Linked DNA regions of Mus musculus: regions 1 and 3 are each linked to region 2. A link is a loop called in an ENCODE intact Hi-C map of the cell type or tissue named here. Cell type or tissue: heart. All regions are shown on one strand.

Evidence for each region. Peaks named below come from ENCODE experiments on the same cell type or tissue, not always from the same donor. Only the 100,000 strongest peaks of a DNase experiment are listed, where the experiment ranks them.
Region 1: it touches region 2 in a loop (4-fold over the local background); 8 of 42 quality-filtered maps call a loop at or near these places.
Region 3: a loop joins it to region 2, with 2.7 times the contacts of the local background. A loop is called at or near these places in 3 of 42 quality-filtered maps.

Annotation. Positions count from the first base shown.
Region 1 is chr7:25,750,813-25,758,812 of GRCm38, reverse strand. It overlaps Hnrnpul1 (heterogeneous nuclear ribonucleoprotein U-like 1), which reads left to right and starts at 4,054. Exons shown (of 15, transcript NM_144922.3): 1 at 4,054-4,472; 2 at 7,823-7,948. The coding sequence starts at 4,178. It overlaps Axl (AXL receptor tyrosine kinase), which reads left to right. Exons shown (of 20, transcript NM_009465.4): 20 at 1-2,313. The coding sequence ends at 151. In heart, CTCF peaks have their summits at 3,648 and 4,261; DNase peaks (open chromatin) are centred at 2,622, 3,672, 3,712, 5,508 and 1 weaker place; H3K4me3 peaks cover 3,919 bases; H3K27ac peaks cover 3,635 bases.
Region 2 is chr7:25,682,996-25,690,995 of GRCm38, reverse strand. It overlaps B9d2 (B9 protein domain 2), which reads right to left. Exons shown (of 4, transcript NM_001362154.1): 3 at 7,580-7,705; 4 at 4,434-5,015. The coding sequence ends at 4,702. Tgfb1 (transforming growth factor, beta 1) reads right to left here and starts at 3,994. Exons shown (of 7, transcript NM_011577.2): 1 at 2,773-3,994. The coding sequence starts at 3,127. In heart, CTCF peaks have their summits at 1,950, 2,746 (motif pointing left) and 4,210 (motif pointing left); DNase peaks (open chromatin) are centred at 1,655, 2,865, 4,055, 7,305 and 4 weaker places; H3K4me3 peaks cover 4,540 bases; H3K27ac peaks cover 4,375 bases; H3K27me3 peaks cover 1,312 bases.
Region 3 is chr7:25,801,055-25,809,054 of GRCm38, reverse strand. It overlaps Cyp2s1 (cytochrome P450, family 2, subfamily s, polypeptide 1), which reads left to right. Exons shown (of 9, transcript NM_028775.4): 6 at 870-1,011; 7 at 2,997-3,184; 8 at 4,998-5,139; 9 at 5,296-6,586. The coding sequence ends at 5,492. Among named protein-coding and RNA genes, the nearest start is that of Cyp2s1, 11 kb to the left of the region's middle. In heart, CTCF peaks have their summits at 3,122 and 3,328 (motif pointing right); DNase peaks (open chromatin) are centred at 3,174, 5,394, 6,124, 6,674 and 2 weaker places; H3K4me3 peaks cover 1,406 bases; H3K27ac peaks cover 2,114 bases.

The DNA.
Region 1 (8,000 bases), 68 kb before region 2:
ACCTGATCCTAAGGATTCCTGTAGCTGTCTCACTGCAGCTGACGTCCACTCAGCTGGACGCTATGTCCTTTGTCCTTCTACAGCCCCAGGACCCACTCTGTCTGCTGACAGAGGCTGCCCAGCACCTCCAGGGCAGGAGGACGGAGCCTGAGACAATCTTCCACCTGGGACATCCTCTCAGGACCCAAGCTAGGCACTGCCACTGGGGGAAAGCTCACCCCCCCACTCCGTCACTCCAGGCCTTCTCCCCAGATGCAGAATGGCCTTCCCTCCCTTCTCAGATGCAGTCCATGCCTTATGCACCCTATCCATAACAGTTTCAAGGGATCGTCTCACATCTTCCATCCCAGCGTTCTAGATTTTAAGGTTTGAGTTTAGAGTTCAAAGTTCTCAAAGATGATGAGTCTTTGGACCGAGATGCTTGTTTCTAGGTCTGCAGCGCTGTTGCTATAGACAGGCCCACTGCTCGAAGGCTCTGAGATTCTATGGCTCTAGATTTTTCTGGCTCTATAATTCGTGGCAATGCTCCCATGGTTTTAGGTTGCACGACTCTGAGATTCCAGGACCTAAGGCTTCTAGACTTTATTTTTCTGGAGCCAGGGGTCCTGTCAGTGGAAGATTGTAGATTTTTAAATTCTAAAGATTCTAGGCATGAAGGTTCTAAGGCATACTGCTTCTCCAGTTTAACAGTTTAGGGCTCATGTTGGAATACTCCAGATCATAATGTTTCAAACTTTTATTTTTTTTAATTTCTAAGACCCCAGTGATGGTCAACTACAGATTCTGAAGCCTTATGACCATAGATTCTTTTATATAAAAATCCTGTATCTCAAGGAAATATGATTCTAGACTCTGAAATTCCAAAGCTTTAAGAGTCTCCAGATGGAGTTTCTAAGCTATGATGTGGTGATAATCTAAAGTTTAGTCCAAGGTTCTAGATTCCTAAGCTTCCACGTCATCTGCTCCCAGGATTCCAGATTATTAAACTCTAAAACTCTAATGTTGGCCTGATCTTCGTCTCAGGCCCTGTAGGATGCTGTGGGTCCTCAGCATCTAAGTCACAAGAGGCTCCAGTTAACGAGGACTAATGAGACACCAAAGTTCTAACCACTTCTAATGCTGGACACCTCTAGGTTCTATGCTGCTTTTTGCCTTTCTAGCACATAATTAAATGCCCAAGAATACATATGTCTAAAGATCTTAAATCTCTAAGCACTATGGAGCCAATGTTTTGAGTGTCTGAGATTCTAAAGGTCCACAGTCTAGAGTATTAGGTACGACTCCAAGGGTGGGCGCTTGTAGCCATCCTAAGTCCTTTCCCTCCTTAAGCACCTATGCTCCTCCTCTCCTTGTGTGGGGTACACCCCACCTTAAGCCTGTGCGATGCACTGGGAATGCCTGCTTTCCTCCAAGGGATGGGTCATCTCCCCTCATTTGGGGCCATGTTGCCCCTTGAGCCAGTCCCCTATGCCTGTTCTGAAGTGTGGACTCTGGTGCCTCCAGAGAGGCTCAGATCACATAAAACTTTTGTCAGTCACTATTCTGTCTCTTGTGTCCATTCAACTGTGCTACGTCCCCTCTCCCTAGAGATTCGGTTTCCCCACTGTGAGAAGAAAGGCTCCTGTAATCCCAACACCTGAGCGGCAAGAGGATGGAAAGTTAGTTGCAGGCCATCGTGGCTTACCTAGAGGGACCCTGACCTCAATAAAAAGAATAAGAAGAGTTTGAGGGACACATGGGAATGTTTTCATTAGTGAGAGTAGACATGAACCATGCACATAGACAAATATATACAACCAAGGAAAGTCAGACTCTCAGAAAGCCCTGAGGAATACTCCCTCTCTGTCAGAGAGAGAGAGAGAGAGAGAGAGAGAGAGACAGAGAGAGAGAGCCAGACAGAGAGAGCGAGCCAGACAGAGAGAGAGAGAGAGGGATGGAGGGAGAGAGCGATCCCCGACAGGGTCTTACACAAACATTCCAAAGTAACAGACATGTGAATTAGTGCACATGCTCAGGCAAACCTAGCCACAAATGCAAAGGCCCAGTTATGCACTCACAGTAACAGAAACATATAAACCCACACTTGTAAATCTGCAAACATCAGCAGGCAGGTACTCACCAGCAATAGGAAGAACCTTTAGTAACAGACACAGAACAAGCATTACACACACTCAAGAATCCAACATGGTGCACATAATCCCGGCGCTTGAGAGGTATAAGCAGAAAGATCAAGACTTCAAGGTTGACCTTGATTTCACAGAGAGATGCAGGCCAGCCTGGGCTACATGAGACTGTCTTAATAAAGAAGAAAATAAACTAACATGCCCAGACTAGTACAAAAGATTCTCACATAGGCAAACATTCAGATTGTTGAGGAAAGATGGACCAGAACACCTCGAACCACAGATGGACAAAGATCCGAGTCTTCACTTTTTCCTAGTCTGTGACTACTACCATTTCAAGAACCCTATGCGGCGCCCGGTCGCCCCCCGGTGGTGGTTCCTGAGAACTGGGTACAGTTCAATCCGGGCCACAAAGTTTTTTTTTTTTTTTTTTCTTTCAAAAAACAAATCATTGTGGTCAGCTGGGAGGAGAGAGGAAGTCCGACGTGGGCGAGGGGCGGGGTGTCTGGACTGGAACCTCGGGCCCACGTGAGTGTCTGTCCCGCTGCTGAGTGGGTGCTGTGTGTCTAGGTTGCTGTGGTGTGAGCTTGTAGCGTGAACTGTCTTAGCTGAGCTTTGTCGCACGATGCTGCATGCTTGTGCCACACCTACACTGCCGTTTGAAGTCTTATCCTGAATTGATGCTTTTGGCCTGTCACGCCTATTCATTTATTGTGGGATGTTTGCGTGTGTCTAATAGAGAGTGTTTGTGGCTTTTGTTGGGAGTTAAGGCTATAGATGTCGGTGCACATTTGCGTTGTGCGTCTCGGTGTTATTTCACTAAGTTTTTGTCTTCTGAGCAAAGGGCGACAGGTGTATGGATTAACACAACCTGTCGTAATTACGGATTCTCGTGTGCGAATTGGTCAGAGTAGACACAGCAAGATTGAGGTTGAGCAACAACGGTTTAATGGATTCGAGATGGAAAGCCGCGAACTTCTGCAGCTATGCCCAGAGCGGGAAGGCTCTATGGTTGCGTGCAGAGTGGCTTGTCTAGCAACCATAGAGAAAGCGCCCTGGGAGGTTGTGCATCAAAGGGAGGGGTGCGATTTACCACACAACTTTTCTCCCGTTGTTAGCCTAGCCCCTGCTTTCAACCCTTCAGCGCTCTCCAGGACCAATTTTGTTGTTGTTGTTTCTCATAAAGGCAACTGGGTTTCTAACAAACGATGAGTAACAGATCCACTTGATTTTCATTCCGTATTATACCCTGCTGTACGGAGAACTTTGAGAGGCAAGCCTCTCAAGAATGGCCAATCTAGTTCGCTTTTTCTAAAGCGCTCAAGCTCTGGCAGTGGTGAAATATAACAGTAACTGCGATTGGCGAACAGGTTGTTTTGAAACCGCCCTAACGGCAAGGGGCGGGGCCTCGGTGAATTAATCTCCTTCCGGTTCCCGAAAGGCAACAGGAAAGACGAGGGTTGGCCGGCCTCTTCCCGCCGCATTTGATTGGTTGTGGTGGTTTTACCCGCTTGGCCTCCGCGAGGGGGCGTGAGATGAAGACCAGTTAGAATGTGTTTTACAGAGAGTCTGAGGGAAGCACGGCGCGGAGAGACTGGGCGGTTGTTCTGAGATCTGGCTGCTAATGGCTCCAAGTCGTTACTCCCTTTCCTTCATTTGACTGTACCGCAGCGGGCGCGCGAGCGCTACCCAATCAGCGCTTGCTCCGCCTCTCGCCTTTTCCCGCCCTCCACTCTGGCCGCGACTTCAACGTAGGCTAACGCTTCCTCTTAGGCAGCTCCTGAGCCCTCTAGTACCGTTCTTTTGAAAGCCACACTGTGATTGGCTTGGTTCCCGGGCCCGCGCCCGTTGCCCCATGCGCTGACCAATTGAGACTCGTTTTACATCGTACGGTCCGGGCAAGGGGGAGGAGGCGGCGGCGGCCATCTTGAGCCGCCGCCGCCATTGGAGTGGCCCCCCCTTTTCCCCCTTCGCCTCCTGACAGGCAAGGTTTAGGGGGGACAGAGCCCTGGGAGGCCGGGCCAGGCTCGGGGGCCGCCCCGGGGGCCCGGGCCATGGATGTGCGTCGCCTGAAGGTGAACGAACTTCGCGAGGAGCTGCAGCGCCGCGGCCTGGACACTCGCGGCCTGAAGGCCGAGCTTGCTGAGCGGCTGCTGGCGGCGCTAGAGGCCGAGGAGCCCGAAGACGAACGGGAGCTCGAGGCTGACGACGATCCGGGGTTACCTGGGCACAACAACGAGGAGGTCGAGACCGAGGGGGGCTCCGAGCTGGAGGGGACCGCGCAGCCACCGCCGCCCGGGCTGCAGCCGCACCCGGAGCCCGGCGGCTACTCGGGGCCGGACGGACATTGTGAGAGTGCGCGGGGCGGGGGACCGGGGAGCCTGGAGTCCGGGCCGAGGACGGGCTGTGGGACGCGGGAGCTCGACTCCACAGAGATCCAGGAGATGGTCTGAGGAGCCAGGGATCCTGCCACCTGCCGTTGTAAAGGATCTGCGGCCAGGGCCTCGGGGCAGCCTGAGGGCGGATCCTGGCCTTCGGTGCAAGGAAAACCGTGTGGAGGGGGATGGATTTTATTTTAAGGCGACCAGGGTCCTAGCGGGCGGGCGGGGAGGATTTTATATCCTGGGATTCGGAGACTGGAAACTGCTTTGGGGTTCTGTTTTGTGGCTTTGAGTTGGAAAAAGTCGGAAGAACTAGACGTTTTAGGGAAAGGGGTGTCGGGGGGCGGCGTCTTGGAAAATGAGAGATTCTAGCCGAGCGGTGAGCTGACAGCTTGGGGTAGCCATGCTAGTCCACCGTTTGGGCTGAGTCTCAAAAGCTGGATTTTCAGGTAGCGGAAGAATGGCCTAGGGTGCAGGTCAGGGAGAATTTTAAGGGTAGAAGATCTTTGATTTTCTTCACGGATGGGATAAGATCTGCTTAGTGCTGGGGGTGGACTGGCACTTTGGACCTACGGGTGTCCAAGGCTGGGAAGAGTCTCCCAAAACATGGACTGAACTCTCCAGTGTGTGCCAGGTGGCCTTTTAGGAGGTAATGAAAGACCAGCAGATTTGGAAACCCCTATCCCCAACTCCTACATTTCCTCGAGGTTACAGGGTCAACCTTGAGGGCAGGTACAACTTGTATGTTTGGTACTGGGAGGTCTAGGCTATCTAGTTGGCTTCCAGAGGAGATTTGGGATCTAAATGGTGACAAGAAAGGACAGAATCTTCTCATGGACAAAGAAACTAGAGGGCCTAGAATTGGAAGGACTCAGGTTAGTACTCTGTGGTTTCTGCTGAGTGGCCTTGCATTCTTAACTATGGGTAGTTTTTGAAACAGGAGTTGTGGGGAATGAGTTGGTAACTCTGGTGGGACCCTTGTGTGTGCCAGGGATCATGTGGCTAGTCTAGCAGGTGTGGGGGAGGGAAGTGTGGAGGGTATGAAAAAGAAAGAAAACCTGTTGCTTTGGCTGGGGGCCTCATGATGAAGCAGAGGGAGTATTCCTTTCCAAGAGAGGGCTCCTGAGTCCCCAGAAATAGTTACTTGTATGCTCAGGGAGATGGGGTGCTCAGGGAATATGGGGGAACTTGATCTGCCCAAAGTGTCTCTAGTTAGGATTGGCATCAAAGAGCAGTCCTTTGAGTAAAGGAGACCCTGGTATGAGAGGGAATTTGGAACCAGACACAGTGGTGTCCAAGACTTAGAGTGTTTTTCTGAGAAGGCACTGTGGAGTTTGGGACTAAACAGTAAAAAGAGAGAAAAAATGAGTCCTCAAAAGAGTCTTGGGATTGGCATTGCTACTCAATTGTTCATAAGAAGTTGGATCCTGTAGAGGGGCCACCCTAGATGTAGAGTGTTAGGGATTACCCTGTGCTGGCAAGTCTTCCATGGACAATTCCCTGCTAAGAAGGGAGGAGTGGCCTGTGAATGTATCCAGAGCTGAGAAACCCTGGCAAGAAAGGCTTGTGAAAGAGCCGAGAGGATGCTGCCCTTAACCTTGCTTCTAGCAAAAGGGTCCTGGGAAAGAGAGTTGGATGCTTCAGAACCAACTGTAGACTTCTTGAAATCAGCAGATCATTGCCCCTCTGAGCCTGGTCTCCTTGTAAAATGGGAATGGTAAGACTGTCCTCCTAGAGTTGATAGTCATGAGATCGTGTGTTTCAAGGGCTTCATACAAGGTTGCCTGTCTTTAGGGGAATGTTGTAGAGAGTAGAAAAGGACCCCAGCCAGCATCATATCCTCTCTAGGGCAGCCTATCCCCTAGTAGGTGAAAGAACATAGGTTTTCTGGGGAAGACATTGTCCTGAGACTGGAGGAGGAAGAATAGTGTGAAGAGGCCTTGTGTTGCAGTTAAGGAGATCCTCTGTCCCTTGACATCGTCATTCCACACACACACACACACACACACACACACACACACCCCAACACCAACAAAATCATCTAAGCGCCTCTTTCAGGTATCCTTCTCTAGTACTTCCTTCATTCTTGGTAAACAGATACTATATACAGCAAGCCACATGACTTCTTGCTTTCCTCCCTTTGGGCTGCACCTGGTTTGTGCCCAGATGTATTTGTCCTCTGAGAAAGAATCCAGTTAACAAGTGGCACAATAGTCTCTTTCCTTGTGGTTCTGCCTCGCTGCTTCTGGCACAGCTTCTAGCAGGGCTCTGGAGGTACCCATCAGCATGCTTACCCCAGGGGCAGAGCTACATACTCTCCGTCCTAAGTTCATAACGTTCTCTCTTTGTTTCCACTGTAATTCTGCTTCTAGGCTTTTCACATGAGACATTATTCTTCCCCAGGAATATTCTCTGATCTCATCACTGAGCCTTTGACTATGTATCCTTTGAGTTGAGGCTTATCTGCTCCTTACTGGATCTTTCTTATCTCTTGGTGCTTCACATAAAGTGTGATATATAATTTTACAGTGTAAGTGTCTGTCTTCCTAAACTGGATGCTTTAGTGGGGCAAGTTAATACTCACGTGCATCCCAAGGTCTGATGTGTATATGACATGCATTCCATAAGTAGTTACTATTGCTGTTAACCCTCTTCATCACTTCCTGATCTGATAGAACACTTTTCCTAACCAGTTCTAGCTCCAGCTATTTGGGGACCTATTCTTAGTAATCCTGGACACCATTATGATCCTGAGGTTTTGTATACTGCGTTGCCTGTGCTAGTGATGCATGCATGAGGCCCTAGACTTAATCTACATCAAAAAGCAGGGGCAGGCAGGAGTGTTTTAAGTCACAGACGAATGGGACTGTTCAGAGAGCTGGTTTTGAAGACTGGGCCCTGAAGTCAACTCTAAGCAATATACTTTAAAGTAGAGACTAGTGTTAACAGCTCAGTGACGTGCCTGGTACGTCCTTAGAGTAGCTTCCATTTCTTTAAGTTTAAGCTCCAGAGTAGAAGCTACTCTAAGGATGTACTGCTCAGAAATCAAGCCAGACTTACTTCTTTGACTCTACTATCTCTTTTAAACTGTAGAACTTCTTCCTCAGTCAGTTTAGTGTATTCAGTTGTGGATCTGTTTGCAGACTTTTGAGACACAGAGGACATAGCCTTAGGAAGCTGGGGACACCTACTACCTAAATAGGTTACCATTTGAAGGTGGACTTCCGACAATCTGAGTGAAGGCCGATGTCTTGGTTACAAAAGTACTTTCAAATGCATTCATCTAACTGATTTTTTTTTCTTTTTTAAAATCTTAAGATGTCATGGACAATATTACCAGACAGAACCAATTCTACGAGACACCAGTCATCAAGCAAGAAAATGAGTCAAGCTATGATAGGAGACCACTAGACATGGAGCCACAGCAGCAAGTATATCACCCAGGTAGGAAGGCTCCCACGCTTGCTCTCTTCTAAGTAAGACCTTGCATCTCGCT
Region 2 (8,000 bases):
GGAATACAGTGCATGGTAAAGATATCATTTTAAACACTTTACAAAAGATAAAGGCATTGAGACTTCACAACATGGTAAGATTCAAGCCACCTTATTACAGGGACTAATTTTTTAAAAGCTTTTAAAAATTAATTTATTTATTTTATATATATGAGTACACTGTCGCTGTTTTCAGACACACCAGAAGAAGGAATCGGATCTTATTTCAGATGGTTGTGAGCCACCATGTGGTTGCTGGGACTTGAACTCAGGACCTCTGGAAGAGCAGCCAGTGCTCTTAACCTCTGAGCCATCTCTCCCGCCCCAGGGACTAATTTTTTTGTTTATTTTCTTTTGTTCTGGAGACAGGATTTCATAGCTTAGGCTAGTCTCACATTCACTGTGTATCCAAGGATGGTCTTGAAGCAGTCCTTTTGCCTTTGTCTCCCCAGTACTGGGACTACAGTCATAGACAGACTTGGCAGCCTGGGATTGGGTTGCCCCCCCCCATTTATTTGTTTGTTCGTTCGTTCATTCATTCATTCATTCATTCATTCACTTTATAACCCGACTTCAGCTTTCCCTCCTTCCAGTCCCCCCTCACATCCCCTTCCCTCACCCCCTCCTCTCCTGAGAAGGGGAAGCCCGCACCCCGTACCAATCCACCCCTGCACAGCGAGTCAGTAAGTCATGGGAGGTGGATGGAGGGGGAGAACTGAGTGGGAATGAGGATAAGCAGGGGAGGGGGGGATCAGATGGAGACAACCAGACAGTGGTCCTAATCCCAAAACTCTGCCATTTCCTGGCCAGTGGGGGTTTATTATCATTTGCCTGTCATCAGTGTCATTAGTTACTCCCCTCTTTAGCCCATTTCCTGGTCGTGTTAGCAGCAAAGAGGATTTCTAGGTAAGAGTGACTGCAGGTTTGGGAGCCCCATTCACTAAAGGGCTTCCTAGCCTAAAGGATGTCTGCACTGGGGAACGAAGGGGCAAAATCCCGAAATTCTGCGTCTGCTGGGGCTTCTGGCTTCTTGTAGTGGGGATGAGATGGTGATCCCAGACGTCGATGAAGGACAGAGGGCCTCTATTCTTGGTTCGGTTGTTACTCAGCAAACCACAATGGAGGGATGGGATCTCAGCTGGGGGTAGCCGATAGGGGAGAGATAGGAGGGCAGGAAGGATTGTGGGTGTCGCAGAGGGAAATGGGGTGACATAGAGATGAATAGGTATGTGGGAGAGGAGACGGAAATGAGAGGCACATGCCGGAAGAGATATATGCGTAAGAAATACAGTCTCAGGAGAGTAAAGGACTTCTCCAACGAAGAGGTCACATTAAGTCGTGGCTAGGGAGGGGTGTCATTAGGCCTGAGCCACAATTGGGTCCAGCAATGTGCAAATAATCCTTAAGTCCACCTCTGGGGTTAGGAAGGTGAAACCTGGAGAAGCTACTGACACCTAAAGTTCCCCGGTCACACACGACGCTTGGGTCCCGCGTGGGCGCCTACAGGGCGGGGCCGTGAGTTTCCCCGCCCACTACTGGGGTGAGGAGGGCGGGAGACTAACAGCCTAGGGAGGGCGGGATCCGGACCTGCCTCGTCTCGCCCCAGGCTCCGCGCGCGATCTCTGTCTCCCCTCCTCCCGGGCACGGGAAGGAAAGGGAAGGGAGGAGGGCGTGGCGACCGGACGCTGGGTTTTCCCCAGCCTCCGGTAGGAGGAACTGGGACCTTGGGGTTACAGCCTGTCAGCGTTCAGTTCCGTGGGGTCCTCTTACCCCCCCAAGAAGCGCAAGCTCCTCCCCACGCGCGTGGCACCCACGTGGGGGCTTCCTCATCCTTACCGATTCGGTTTTTTCATTTGAGTTTTGAAGACTGCCTCTCCCCTACTTCTAGCTGCTCCTCTAGGGCTCGACTCCAGAGGCTCAGCCACTCCCTTCCACGCCCAGGAGAGGGGCGCTCGCCACTCACTCCTGGATGGCATGGTATCCCTGCTCCGTCTGCCTGGCTGCCGCGGGGGGCCACCTTCCTAAGCCAGTCTCCCCTTTTTATGACTCCTTCCCAATGACCCAGTATTCTAGATTTCTTGAGGACTCGCTCGCTTCCTTCACTGGGCTCCGCCTGCCGGCTCGCGCGCTCTTTTACGCCCCCAAGCAAAACACTCGTGACACCTCCGGGCTCATTTTCCGCACCCTCTCTGCTCCTCTCTAGAGTCCTTCTCCCAACAACGTCGCTTTCCTTTTTCACTTGTAACCCCGTAGTGACTCCACAGATCACACTCTCTAGCGTGCGCCTGTCGCTTTCTGAGAGTAAGCCCACTAGAGATTTTATTTGGCAGTTCTAGGGTACCCATCCCCTAGGTTTTCTCTCCATCTCACGACCCGGTCTGGGGTCGGCTTTCCACATTGCATCTCCATTCCGAAATGTTGGACACCTTCCATTCTCTTGAGCTGGGTTCTACCTTTCTGGAAAGAGACCACCCAGCGAGCCCTGCATTTTTAGGCACCATTAGGGGAACTTAAAACAAAACCTGCCAAATGCTCCTCTTCTAGAGGGGACTCTCCCCACGACCTTGCTTTTCTAGGAGAGGATCACTTTGGCAGGCTGTCTATTCCTCTCAAAGACACCTGGGGTACGGGAAAGTGCCAGCCTCTTTGGGACACCCACACAGTTGTCCCGGTGCCCCCAGGGCTCCCCTTCCTCCAGCCAGTTTCCTCTGAGGGTAATTTCCTCCCGGTGACCCCTGCACTCCGGCGCCCCCTGGGGGCTCCCTCCTGGCTCCCCGGCCCCTCGGAGCTCACCGTTGTTGCGGTCCACCATTAGCACGCGGGTGACCTCTTTAGCATAGTAGTCCGCTTCGGGCTCCGGCTCTGGGTCGGCGCTCTCGCCTGCCACCCGGTCGCGGGTGCTGTTGTACAAAGCGAGCACCGCCTCGGGCAGCGGGCCGGGCGGTACCTCCCCCTGGCTTGGGGGACTGGCGAGCCTTAGTTTGGACAGGATCTGGCCACGGATGGCTTCGATGCGCTTCCGTTTCACCAGCTCCATGTCGATGGTCTTGCAGGTGGAGAGTCCCGCGGCTGGCCTCCCGGGCGTCAGCACTAGAAGCCACGGGAGTGGGAGCAGAAGCGGCAGTAGCCGCAGCCCCGAGGGCGGCATGGGGGAGGCGGCGCCCCACGGCACTTCGGAGAGCGGGAACCCTCGGCAAAGGTGGGATGCGGAGGCCCCGCCCCTGCAGGGCTTGTGGGGTGGGGTCTCCCAAGGAAAGGTAGGTGATAGTCCTGAATAATTTGAGGTTGAGGGAGAAAGCAGCAGGAGTCGCGGTGAGGCTCTGACACCAAGGTGTCTCAGTATACCACCAGGGTAAAAATCGAGATGAGCGCTCTCTGAGATCCAAAAGTGGGTGTTCTTAAATAGGGGAGCTACTGCCAGCAGGTCCGAGGGAGATCTGCCTCTCGGGGGAGAGAGGGTCCTGGGATGCGAGGGACTCAAGAGGCAGGCTGGGGGGAGGGCGGCGTGCAAGGGGTGCGCCCCAGCTTTGGGGTGAAGTCTTCGCGGGAGGCGGGGTTTGTGGCTCCCGAGGGCTGGTCCGGAATAGGGGCGTCTGAGGAACGCCGGGTAGCGATCGAGTGTCCACGACGGTGAGCAGGGCTGTCTGGAGTCCTCAGGTCCTGCCTCCTTGCGAGACAGCGCAGTGCCAAGAAGTCCCCACGTCTCTGACTTGCAGTAGCAGCGGAAAAGTCTCAAAACTTTTTTCCTCTTCTCTCAACCAGCTCGTCCCTCCTCCCACTCCTCCTCCCCCTCCTCCCTGCGGCGGCGGCTGGTCTCAGACTCTGGGGCCTCGGACGGCTCCTCGGCTGCTCCTTTGCCGGCTCCCAGCGGAGGCCGACTCCGAGTGCGGCTCAGAGCCGGGGGTGCCCCGAAGGGGCGTCCCCCCTGCCCCGGCCGGGGGCCTGGCTGTCTGGAGGATCCGCGGCGGGAGGAGGAGGGGGACGGCCTGGGGCGCGAAGGGCGGCGGCGGCGGCGGGACCGGCTGGGGCGGCGGGGGTTTTGAAGCCGCCCCGGCCCCACCCAGGAAGCGCGCGCGGGGCGGGGGCAGCCCCAGGGGGAGGGCATGGGGGGGCACTGTCTTCATCTTAGCGTGGGCGGGCTCCAAGGGGGGTCCCTTCAGCCCTGCGGGGAGGGGGCGGGCACCCCGGCCTCGCCCCACCTCCAGGGTGCTGCCTCCTGGCGGCGGAGCACTACTAAAGCCGGTGACCAACCAAAGCGCCCCGGTGGATTTGGGAGTTGTTGAAGGGTCAAAGGAAAAATTGGGACTTCGTGAGAAAACAGAGTCCTGTATTAGAAGTGGGGACCTAGGCGGTGGAGAGCGAAAGGCAGGGGCAGACTTTGCGGATGAGAGTGTCAAGGAGAGTGAAATAAGGAGACCGACGTCTGAGAGCTTTAGCGGATACAAGGAGGCACCTTACCCATGAGAAATACACGCTTTTATTAAGTGCCCCCGACAGTCCAAACAGTGGGCCCTGCTCATGTCCCTCCAACCCACAGCCCTTTCTACCCCGTAGTTCAGTGGAGCATGGGCCACAGGGGAGTTCCTGGCCTTGCAGTCCATGGCATAGGGGCCATGACTTGGGGGTGATCAGGACTGACAGTCTCCAGAGTCCACGTGCCTGCTTCACTGCTGTGCCATTATGTGCTCAGTGGATGATGGCGATTAGTAGCAATGAAGTCCCTCAACACTCCACTCCATAGCGATCGAAGTGGCGCAGCAGCAGGCCGATACCAAGGTGCACTGTGCCACCCGCGGCCGTGTGCAGGCGGTAGCGGTCAGCCCCGCTGTAGATGGTATCTGCGTGCAGCAGCTGTGGCCCACCACCCACGAAAGCCCGTGCTAGCTGCTCCCTCCAACTGCCCAGGGGCCTCCATGTAGGGCAGTCCAGCTGATGAGTGCCTGGGCTGCTAGGCACATGGCAAAAGCCATAGCCAGCAAGCTGGCAGCGGCCAAAGCTGTCCTGGGACCACACCTGGAGATGGAGTCGAGGCCAACCTGCGGGAGGAGAGGCGTTAGAGAAAAGGACAAAGGGGCAGAACCCTGCTCCCGGGTTCCCAGCATTGAAACCACTGGAGACCTCGCACAGTACTTTTACCTTGGATTATTGCCTGAATTTCCTCTCTGGGTTCTCATCTCCCACTCACTCCACATAGTAGTCACAGGAATCTAGAGCAATCCACATTACCCTCTTGCTCAAAACCCTCCCATGACTCCCCTGGGCCACAGAACAAAGTCCAACCTCTCAAGTCAAGTCTGGCCTCGTCTGACCTCCCTTTGTGGTCTCTTCACTCTCCCAGGCCCCCAGGTCAGCACCTCAGCTTAGACCCCTTCCGCCCTCCTCCTCATGGACTTGCTTTGCTCTCACGCACCTGACTCAGATTTCCTTTCTTCCCCAGTGGAGCCATCTCTCCCCTTCGTTAGGTTTCTAGTGGCCTCAATGCACAGCTGAGTGTCCCAGCCTGACAGTCCAATGCTTGGAGATGCAGCCCAGCCCCCCCCCCCCCCAACCCTAAGCCCTCCCCTGGCAGGCCCTGTTCTCCAGGCTGGGGACACAGCAATGAACACAGCAGACAAAAATTCCTGCCCCGTGAAGCTGACATCCTAGACAACCAACATAGTAAATAAGTAAATTATAGGGTATGTCATATGGTGATAACCGCTCTGGGGAAAAACAACAGCCAGAAAGGGAGGGGTGGAGATGTAGTTTGGAAAATTGGGGAGCAGCTGAAGGAAGCTTTCCTAAAGAAGGTGACATTTGGGGCTGAACACTGCAGTGTACAGCTGGAATGCCAGCACTTGGGAGGTAGAGGCAAGAGGATCCCCAGAAGTTCAAGGCTAGCCTGGGCTACACAATGAGTTCTAGGACAACCAGGGCTACATATCTGAAGGGTGACATTTTGGCACACACTTGGGCTGCTGAGGCCCCAGGCTAGGCTGGACTATGTTCTGAGACTCTATCTCAAAAAGCAAACAAGCCAACCAGGATGCAACATAAATGCTTAAAGAAGTGGGCTCTCTAGGCACCTAGGGGAATGACAGATCCAGTCAGTGCAAAAGTTCCGAAGTAGGAGCTAGCCTGGTGGGGCCAATGAGGCTAGAACGGGGAGTCGTGGGGAACAAAGGACAGAGGTGACAGCCAGATTCCATAGGCCTGTGACGCCAGAGAAGGCTCCGGCTTTTCTCTTGAGCGATAGGAGGCCTGCAGGCAGGTTCCATACAGAGGAAGAACATGCTGTATTTAGGTCCTCCCAGGGTCCAGTCCAGTATCCAACCCTGAGAGCACAGTGAAGACAGAAAGAAAGAATGGTCCCAGAAGGCTGGGCGTGGTGGCACACGCCTTTTATCCCAGCACTTGGGAGGCAGAGGCAGGCAGATTTCTGAGTTTGAGGCCAGCCTGGTCTATAGAGTGAGTTCCAGGACAGCCAGGGCTATACAGAGAAACCCTGTCTTGAAAAACAAAACAAAACAAAACAAAACAAAAAACAAAAAATGGTCCCGGAAAGAGAAGATGGACAGAGAAGGCTGGGTGGGATGGGGTGAGAAACAAAAGTGGGTTTCAGAGCCGCCAGGGTTTGTTGGTGAGCTGAGAGACTAAGAAGGAAGCAAACAGGGAGGAAGACAGCTAAGGCCAGGACTGAGGAAAACTTCCAACGTATCACCCTCACAAACTAGTACAATTGTTCAGAAGGAGAATCTGATCCATCCATTTCTTCTTGGGCTCCCCAGAGCCTTCGAGAATCAGTCTTAGTGCCTTTGCAGGCGAGGCCTTACATTCTGTCCCTGCCGCCTCATCCCCCACTGTCCTTCTCACCCACAGACAGCGAATACCCAGGACACACCTCCCCATTTCTACCTGGCTCCAGCTCTCTGACTCCACCCTCTGTCTTTGTCCTTGGGCCTAGTTAGCTTCTCTTGGCCCTTTACAGCAGAACTCTAACTGCTCTGCCCTATAAGGCCATGGGACCAATCAGAGATGACTTCTGTGTTTCCAGGGCCTCTGTGCTGGCCACATTTGGAAACAGGTCTATCTTCTACCTATAATGGAACCCTTGATGACAGGGCTTGGAGGGTCCTTCTTAGTTGGGGATGTCCCTGCTCAAGCTGGACAGACGTAGGCTCAGTCAACAGTCCTCATTCCCAGAATCTGCTGTGTTTTAACCAGAAAAGCTGCACTGACATGATACCCTCCTCCTCCCTCGAAGACTCACTTCCCCTTTGAGCAGAACCTCTGCCTGTGTGAGCAACGGCAACTGGCCCATTTCCTGTCCCTCTCCTCCCTATCTATCTCTCTTTACCCTATGCAGCCTCCTCAGTGGCCGTTAGTCAAAGGCCCCTCCCACTTGACCCCCACTTCCTGATATCTTCTCTACCCCAACCTCCGGCACATTCCACAGGCCTAGGGTTCTGAATAGCTCGGGTGAGGCCTCAAATGCACTGCTCTAGGGGAGGCTGTACCAGAAAAGGGACCCACAAAGTACAGGGAGCAGACAGCCATGGTGTTCCAAGCCCAGCTCCTCTTAGTTTGACTGCCCCTCCCCATCCTGTCATCCTGTACCCACCTTGGAGACCTTTAGTAGCGAAGTGCAGGTCAATGGGGTGGGACCAGTAAGCCATGTCCCCTATCTGGGGTGTGTCTACCTGTGTCTGGCCTTCTCGTACACCTGAGAGGAGCTTCCATGCGGCCCCTGTAATGAGAACCAGGACATCAGGGTTTGGGGGATAGCAACCTTCAAGAAGGGGACCTGCCGTGGCAATGAGTTTGTTCCCTCTGGTATCTGGGAGTGGGAGTTACACAGTGTAGACTCTAGAGCCAAGTGTCTGGATCCAGATCTTGGCACTGGCAGTGTACATCTGAAATCTCAGCACTTGGGAGTTTGTTTGGGGCTTTCTTGGGCTGCCTGATGAGTGTCAGGTCAGCATGGGCTACAATGTGGGTCTCAGTCTCTAAAGAAAAATTGGAGGGGTTGAAGAGCACGTGAG
Region 3 (8,000 bases), 120 kb before region 2:
CCCTGGGGAGGAGACCATCCCTTCTTGATTCTAGTCTGTTCTTTACGGACTGCGAGCTCCTGAGGATATCTATTGCTCTCCTCCCTTTTTACTCTTCGTGAAATATGGTCTTATTCTGTTGCCTAGGCTGGCCTGGAACTCACCCTGAAACCTAGGCTAGCCTGGAACTTGCAGATATCCCCCTGTTTCTGCCTCCTAAGGGCTAACCCCCCAGGCCTGGCTTCAGGTCTCTTTCTCTACCTCCATGTCTCTGTGTACAAGTTGGTAGAGCTGTCTAGCAAGCAAGAAGCCCTGGGCCCCACCCCTAGTACCACATGAACCGGGTATAGTAGTTCACACTTATCATCCCAGCGCCGAGGAGGCAGAGGCAGGAAACCATCTTCATCTATATAGCAAGTTTGAGGCCAGCCTGAGCTACATGAGACCCCAAATGGGAGTAATGACCAATGGCTTGTCTCGGTGGGTAAAGGGACTTGGCACCAAGTCTGACTGTCTGTGTTTGATCCCCGGGATCCACACAGTGGACAGGGAGAACCAGCTGCCACAAGTTGTCCTCTGACCTCCACATGCATGCCATGGCACACACATGCCCACACATGAAATTTTAAAAGATCTTTTTTAAAAATCTTGAATCTCACCTGCCATGCCTTTAGTCCCAGCACTCAGGAGGCAGAGGCAGGTGAATGTCTGTGACTTCAAGGCCAGTCTGGTCTACAGAGCAAGTTCTAGGACCACCAGGGATACACAGAGAAACCTTGTCTGGAAAATAATAATAATAATAATAATAATAAACAACTTAAATCTAAATCCCACTTAAATAACAGATCCTCATTTCTCAAGTTGTCTCAAACATTTATTTCAATCCTCAGGAGAAACAAGACCCAGGTACAGAATTCACCGAGAAGAACTTGCTGATGACGGTCACATACCTGCTGTTTGCTGGGACCATGACCATCGGTGCCACCATCCGCTATGCCCTCCTGCTCCTGCTGAGATACCCTCAAGTCCAGCGTAAGAAACTGTTCCTGCCAGGCAGGCCCCAGGAACCTGAGCGACGGTTCCAGAGGACAGAATGTGGAGGGAGATGAAAAGGTCATGATCTAAAATTCCCCGAGAGGTCAGGGCTTCCAGAACTTCTGATCACAGTGCAAGACGTAGTGAGAGGCGAGACAAGATCCGTCTGTGCCACCTTGTCACCTTGTCCCCAGGCATGGGAGCCATAGAAGGATGTTGAGCAGGGAAGATATATGATTTATTTATGCATTTATTTTTATTTGAGATGGGATCATACTGTATAGCCCAAGCTAGCCTGCTACTCACTGTTTAGCCCAGGCTGGCCTCTAACTCAGCGTCCTGGCTTGGCTTCCCAAGTGCAGAGTGTATTAAATTACCACACCCAGTTTGCATCTGCATTTTAGAAAACCTTTGCGCTTCCAGGACAGAATGAACTGTAGGAGACTGGGACTCAGTGATGGAGTCCCTGCCTAGAGTCTCAGGGGCAATGACGGGAGCTTGAGAGCCCTTGCTTGGGATCCACTGGTGAGAGGAAGGGACGTGGCTCAATGGTAGAGTATGACGGCCTAGCAAGCATGAGGCTCTGGGTAACATTCCCAGTTAGCACCCCCGCAACACACACGTACACACACACGCACACGCACACATGCACGCACACAGTGGATTGTAAATGATGAAGGCACTCAGGAAGGTGGACAGAAACCTGAAGACCTAAGACAGGGCTAGGCCAGGCTACGGAGACAGTGGGATAGAAGCAGAACAGGCAGGTTGTGGAGAACTAGGAAGGAAGGAAGGAAGGAAGGAAGGAAGGAAGGAAGGAAGGAAGGAAGGAAGGAAGGAAGGAAGGACTTGTCCAGGGGCAGACTTGAGCTTCTAGCTGGGAAACTGCAGACAGTGTCGTTACCCTGAGCTACAGACAGGAAGGATGCTTTCTAGGGGAGGCTGAACATGGACTGTAGGTCTTGCCTGTAATCCTAGCACTCAGGAGGCCTAAAGCAGAATGATTGACACAAGTTCAAGGCCAGCCTTTTCTACATAGTGAAGGAAGACCTTGGTTACATACCAAGGGCCTGTCATAAGACAAAAGACAAAAATGCGGGGACTGTATTAAAGTCATCTTGAGCCAGGCCCACAAAAGGAGAAGAATCCAAACTTCACAAGACACTGGATCAAGCCTGGATTTTAAAAATTATAACCCGGCTAGAGAGATGGCTCAGAGGGTAAGAGAGCTTGCTGCACAAGCATGGGGACCTGAGTTCAAATCTCCACCATCCATGTAAAAAGCTCAGTACGTCTCTAGAGCACTAAGGGAGGAGGGGCTGAGATGGGAAAATCACTGCTGGCTGCCAGCCTAGCTCCAAGCCCAGTGATGAATGCTGGGGATAAGGTGGCTAGTAATGAAGCAGGACACGGGACACGGGCATCGTCCTCTGGTGTGCGTGCATACACCCAAGCACACTGTGTGCACACAACCCCCCCACACACACACCCACACACACACAAGAAGAGTCACCATCCAGGTGTGGTAGGGCACACCTGCAGTGCCAGCACATAGTAGGCTGTGAGTTTGAGGCCCAGCCTTGGTTACACATTGAGATACACTCTAGCCTGGGTTATAGGCAAAACAGAAAACAATGAAAGAGAGGTGACAGTCACAGTCAGAACTGAGGCTAGCCCAGAATGAACCACACCCCTCCCCCAGCACTTGGGAGGCAGAGGAAGATGGATCTCTGTGAGTTCAAGGCCAGGCTGGTCTATGTAGTGATTTCCAGGACAGCCAGTCTCAACACCATTTTTTGCTAGGAAAGTTAAGACAAAATAGATACAATATCCAACACAGGCTGACGAGACCCCAGGCCTACACTGCTCCTCATCGGCTGCCAGTCCCACCCCCAAACCACTGTTGTACAAGATGAGGCTTCTGGGAGAAAGATCCCAGGGTTCATCCTACCCTTGACCTGCAACCTTCCTCTTGTATTCAGAGCGCGTCCGGGAGGAGCTCATACAGGAGCTGGGTCCTGGCAGGGCTCCAAGTCTCAGCGATCGAGTTCGCCTCCCTTACACGGATGCCGTTTTACACGAGGCACAGCGGCTCCTGGCACTGGTACCCATGGGCATGCCCCACACCATCACGAGGACCACTTGCTTCCGAGGGTACACTCTGCCCAAGGTAGGTGTATGGCACAGCCAGAGCAGTTATCTCTGCCCTGGGACTTGCGTTTTGATATCCCTGTCTCTGGAGGATCCTCACCCCCAACCACCATCCACCTCTTTCTCTCCCGCCTCCACTGAAAAACAGTTCAGAATAGAACCACCGGGGGGCGATATATTCCCAATCCTGCGATAACAGCAGCAGCGGCTCTTTCTGGAATCAAATCCTTATGTTAGCCCCGTTGTTTTCTTAGCTGGAACTTGAACAAATTGCTTCATACACTGAGCCTCAATATGCTCCTCTTTGAAATCAGGAATAATAATAATAATGGTCATTTGGACTTGTAAGATGATGCTTGTAAAACATCTACCCAGCTCTTGATGGTGGATGGATGCCCTATATACATACAGAAGACAGTCACGATGTCACAACCCCTCACATTGTGTCAGCTATTGTTCTGGATGCCTTCTGTTAGTATTATTTTCTTTCATCTGCAAAGCAATCCTATGTAATCATCACACCCATTTTACAGAAGGAAAAACTAAGATGTGAGTACCCAGCCAGAGAGTGGGAAGACAAGATTTGAACCCAGAACCTAAGCTCTAATCACTTCAACCTGCCTTTCTGTTCCTTAATAACAGTCCCATGATGCTCTTCTGGGAGCTCCTTCACCTTCACAGCTCACACGCCATGGGCCAGACTCCCTAGCAAGTCATGTTTTGCCCCTCTGCTCTGGTTTCTCCGCCTGCCTTTCCCCTCTACACCAAAGCCCCAAGAATACACAAGCTCTATCTGGCCTGAGAGATAGCCTTGCAGCCCTCCCTGCCTGTCCGTTCTTGGACATCCCTCCCACACACACTCTTGTCTTTTGCCTCCCTGGGACATTCCCCAGAGAGATGGCTTCGTACAGCTACAACTTAATCTTGGAATCACAACAGACTCCCAGAATCTCAAAACAGTATAAAAATAACACACTTTGCCAGCCTCCCCCGGGGATTTCTTTGGCTGCTGCTTAAGTTCCCTGGGCCTTAGTTTCTCTATCTTTTTTATATCACCCCTCACCCACATAAGGTGCTAGGGGCTGAACCCAGGGCCTCTTACACATTAAGCAAATGTTCTATCGCGGACTTACATCCCTAGACACACACCTTTGTGGGGTTTGTGTATTTGTTTGGTTGGTTTGGTTGTTTTTCTTTTGAAATAAGATCTTGTTAAGTAGCATGGGCTGGCCTTGAACTTGCAATCTTGCCTCCTTCCTGAGCTTTATTCCAGAGATTCCAGGTGTGAGGACAGGAGTGAGGCCACTGTGTGAACCTGTTTTATACAAGGCAGTGTGTGTGAATACTGAGAGAAAACGCTTGGCTATCCCAGCATGGTGGCAGATGCCTGCTAGGCCATCACTGGGAGACTGAGACAGGAGAATTGCTGCAAGTTCAAGGCTAGCCTGGGCTACATAATGAGACCCGGTCTATTAGAAAGAAAGTAGGAGCAAATGGGAGGAGAGGGGGGGGGCACAGACGTGTTTACTTAAAAAGCATAGTGCATAGCTGAGGACCCAAGTTTTCTTCTCAGCATCCATGTTGGGTGGCTCACAGACGCCTGTAACTCCAGCTCTAGGGGGACCTGATGCTCTTGAATCCATGAATATCACACACACACACACACACACACACACACACTGACATACGTGTACATAATTCAAAATACTAAAATTAAAAAATCTAAATACAAATAAATCTTTAAAAAAAACAAATCTTAATTTTTAATCAGGTTATCTTAAAAGTATGGGTGTAGAACACCCAACTGTGTGAGCTTTTCCCTGTCTCCTCAGGGCACTGAGGTCTTCCCTCTGATTGGCTCCATACTGCATGACCCTGCGGTTTTCCAGAACCCAGGAGAGTTCCATCCAGGCCGCTTCCTGGACGAAGATGGTCGGTTGAGAAAACACGAAGCCTTCCTGCCCTACTCCTTAGGTATCTACCGGGTTTTAGGGATAATTGGAAGGTGCTAATTGGCCAGTGGTGTGAGCTCCAGTTGAGGAGCACGTTCCTGCACCCCAGGGTCTCTGTCGGCTCCCCATATCTGTGGAGCCAGATGTGACCGCAGCTGACTCAGTCCTTCCCTGCCAGGTAAGCGAGTCTGCCTGGGAGAAGGCCTGGCTCGGGCGGAGTTGTGGCTTTTCTTCACTTCCATCTTGCAAGCCTTCTCCCTGGAGACCCCGTGCCCGCCGGGTGACCTGAGCCTGAAGCCAGCCATCAGTGGACTTTTCAACATCCCCCCGGACTTCCAGCTGCGGGTCTGGCCCACTGGCGACCAGTCCAGATGAAGGAAGGAGTTTGGAAGGTGGGAGCCCTCTGGGCTGAAAGAGCCTTACTCAGGGTGTGTGTGAAGCAGGTGTCTCAGAAGCAACATCACACTACACACCACGTATCAAGGCAGCTGTGGAGACCAGGGACCACACCACTACACAACCGCACAGCAACTGATGCATAGGCTTCTTTTTGGAGAGGGCTGTCTGAAACGGGGATCTTGTTATGTGGTGACACAAGCCGAACTCAAACTTGTGATCCTCCCGCCTCGGTGTCCTGCTCGCTGGAATTACAGGTATGCGCCACCATGAGCTGCATAGGCTTTCAGCCTACATCATGTAATATAGGCCATCTGGAATTGCAAGCATATAGCTAGATACCCCGCTGTCCACCACACGACTCTGTATGCTCACAACTCTAATCCAGCGACTGCCTACACAAACACACAAACAACCCAACCGTATTCAGGACTCTTAACTCTGTCTAACACGCTCAGCACCGCTGTTGCTGGGTCCCCGCCATAGAAAACAGCAAGCCCCAGCTGGGGTCATGTCACAGCCAGAACGATGTTCTGTCTACTCCCATGGATGACCTCACCACCATCCAGGCTCATGAGTGGCTCTATCAACGGCCACCAGCCAGTAATCCACACAGCCAAACCGTATGTGACAAGATCTTGGCCCTTCCAAACTTCTTCCCACTGAGGCACACCGTGACGACATACTATTCCCCAGTCACGTCCACACCCATGCCCCTCCAGCACGCTCCTTCCAACAAATGTTCCCAAATATAAAGGTTTCCTGGTCTGTGATTGTGCACACAGACCTTCTACAAATGAGGACCAGCGACCCAAAGAAAAAGGGTTTCCCAGTCATGTTATCAGGGGCCTGCTCTCAAACGCATTCTGATCTCTGAGCTGCCTGCAAGTCCTCATGAGAGTGCTGGAAATGTATCCTCCTCCTGGAAGGACTAACTGGCCTCACAGGGATGATGCAGGGGAGTGCTGTTAGCTGTTTCCAGCCCTCCTTATCAGGACAGAAGCCATAGCTGACCTCTTTGTGACTTGAAGGTTCCCGTTTTGCAATAAAAGTTTGTTTCTGGCCCGAACGGACCCCCTCTGCCTGTGTGAGTAAGGGGGTGGGGACGAGGGAGCCCGCCCCTCCCCTGAGGCTGGGAGGGAGCCGAAAAACATGGTTACCGCCCACCTCGCCCACGCCCACCTCGCTGCTTACATCAGTGCCAGATGTGAAGCTGAGGGGGAGGGAAGGGAAAGGACAGGGCTGGGGCTGTCTGCTGTCCTGCTTCAGGATCACTGGAAAGTCTTCGGCCAACAACAGATCTGGTCTCTGGAAGGGCTCCAAATCTGAAAGCACATACTGACACACAGGCACTAAGGACACAGGCCAGGGCATCCTACGCTTGGTTCCACTACCGTGCTTTCCCTCCCTTTCCCTCCTGGTTGTTTTTCCCCTCACTCATTTTGTTGTTTTGTTTTGTTTTTCCAGACAGGGTTTCTCTGTGTAAATCTGGCTGTCCTGGAACTCACTTTGTAGACCAGTCTGGCCTTAAACTCAGAAATCTGCCTGCCTCTGCCTCCCAAGTGCTGGGATTAAGTCGTGTGCCACCACTGCCCGGCCTTTTTTTTTTTTTTTTTTAAACAACCATCAATTCTATCGACTCTGCCTGGAGATGTAGCTTACCATGTATAGAGCCCAGAGTTCCATCTTCATTACTGACAGAAATAAAAAATAAAGTGACCACTAACTTTCTGCTAGGTCTGTTTCACTTATCACCCTTTGTTAAGGTTATTTTAAGAAAAATATTAGAAAATAATTGAACATGTGTGCCTTTTAATTTCTTCCAAGATGGGGCCTTAGACAAGCAGTGGTGGCGCATGCCTCTAACCCCAGCACTTGGGAGGCAGAAGCAGGTGGATGATCTGTGTGAGTTCGAGGCCAGCCTGGTCTACAGACCCAGTTCTAGGACAGCCAGGGCTACACAGAGAAACCATGTCATTTGAAAAATCTTTTAAAATGAGGACGAGGAGGAAGAAGAGGAGGAGGGGGGGTCTTACGTAGCCCAGGCTGACTTCTCTATAAAGTCAAGGCTAGCCTTGAACTTCTGATCCCCCTGCCTCTACATCCCAAGTGCTAGGATCACAGGTGTGCTCCGCTATGCCTGTTTTGTTTTCTTTTTTGAGACAGGGTTTCTCTGTGTAGCCCTGACCATCCTGGAAGTTGCTCTGTAGACCAGGCTGGCCTTGAACTCAGAGATCCACTTGTCTCTGCCTCCTGGGTGCTGGGATTAAAGGTGTGCACTTTTGGCTCACTGGTGCTGGTGATGGAATCCGAAGCCTCATCATCTGCTAGGTGAGCACTGCCGACTGAGCGACCTATAGATCTGTACCCACCCCAGAGCTATATCATCCTTTTAAAAGCTTTCTGAAGGGCTGGAGAGACAGCTCAGCGGTTAAAAGCCCTGGCTGTTCTTCCAGAGGTCTCAAGTCCAATCCCAAGCACCCGTAT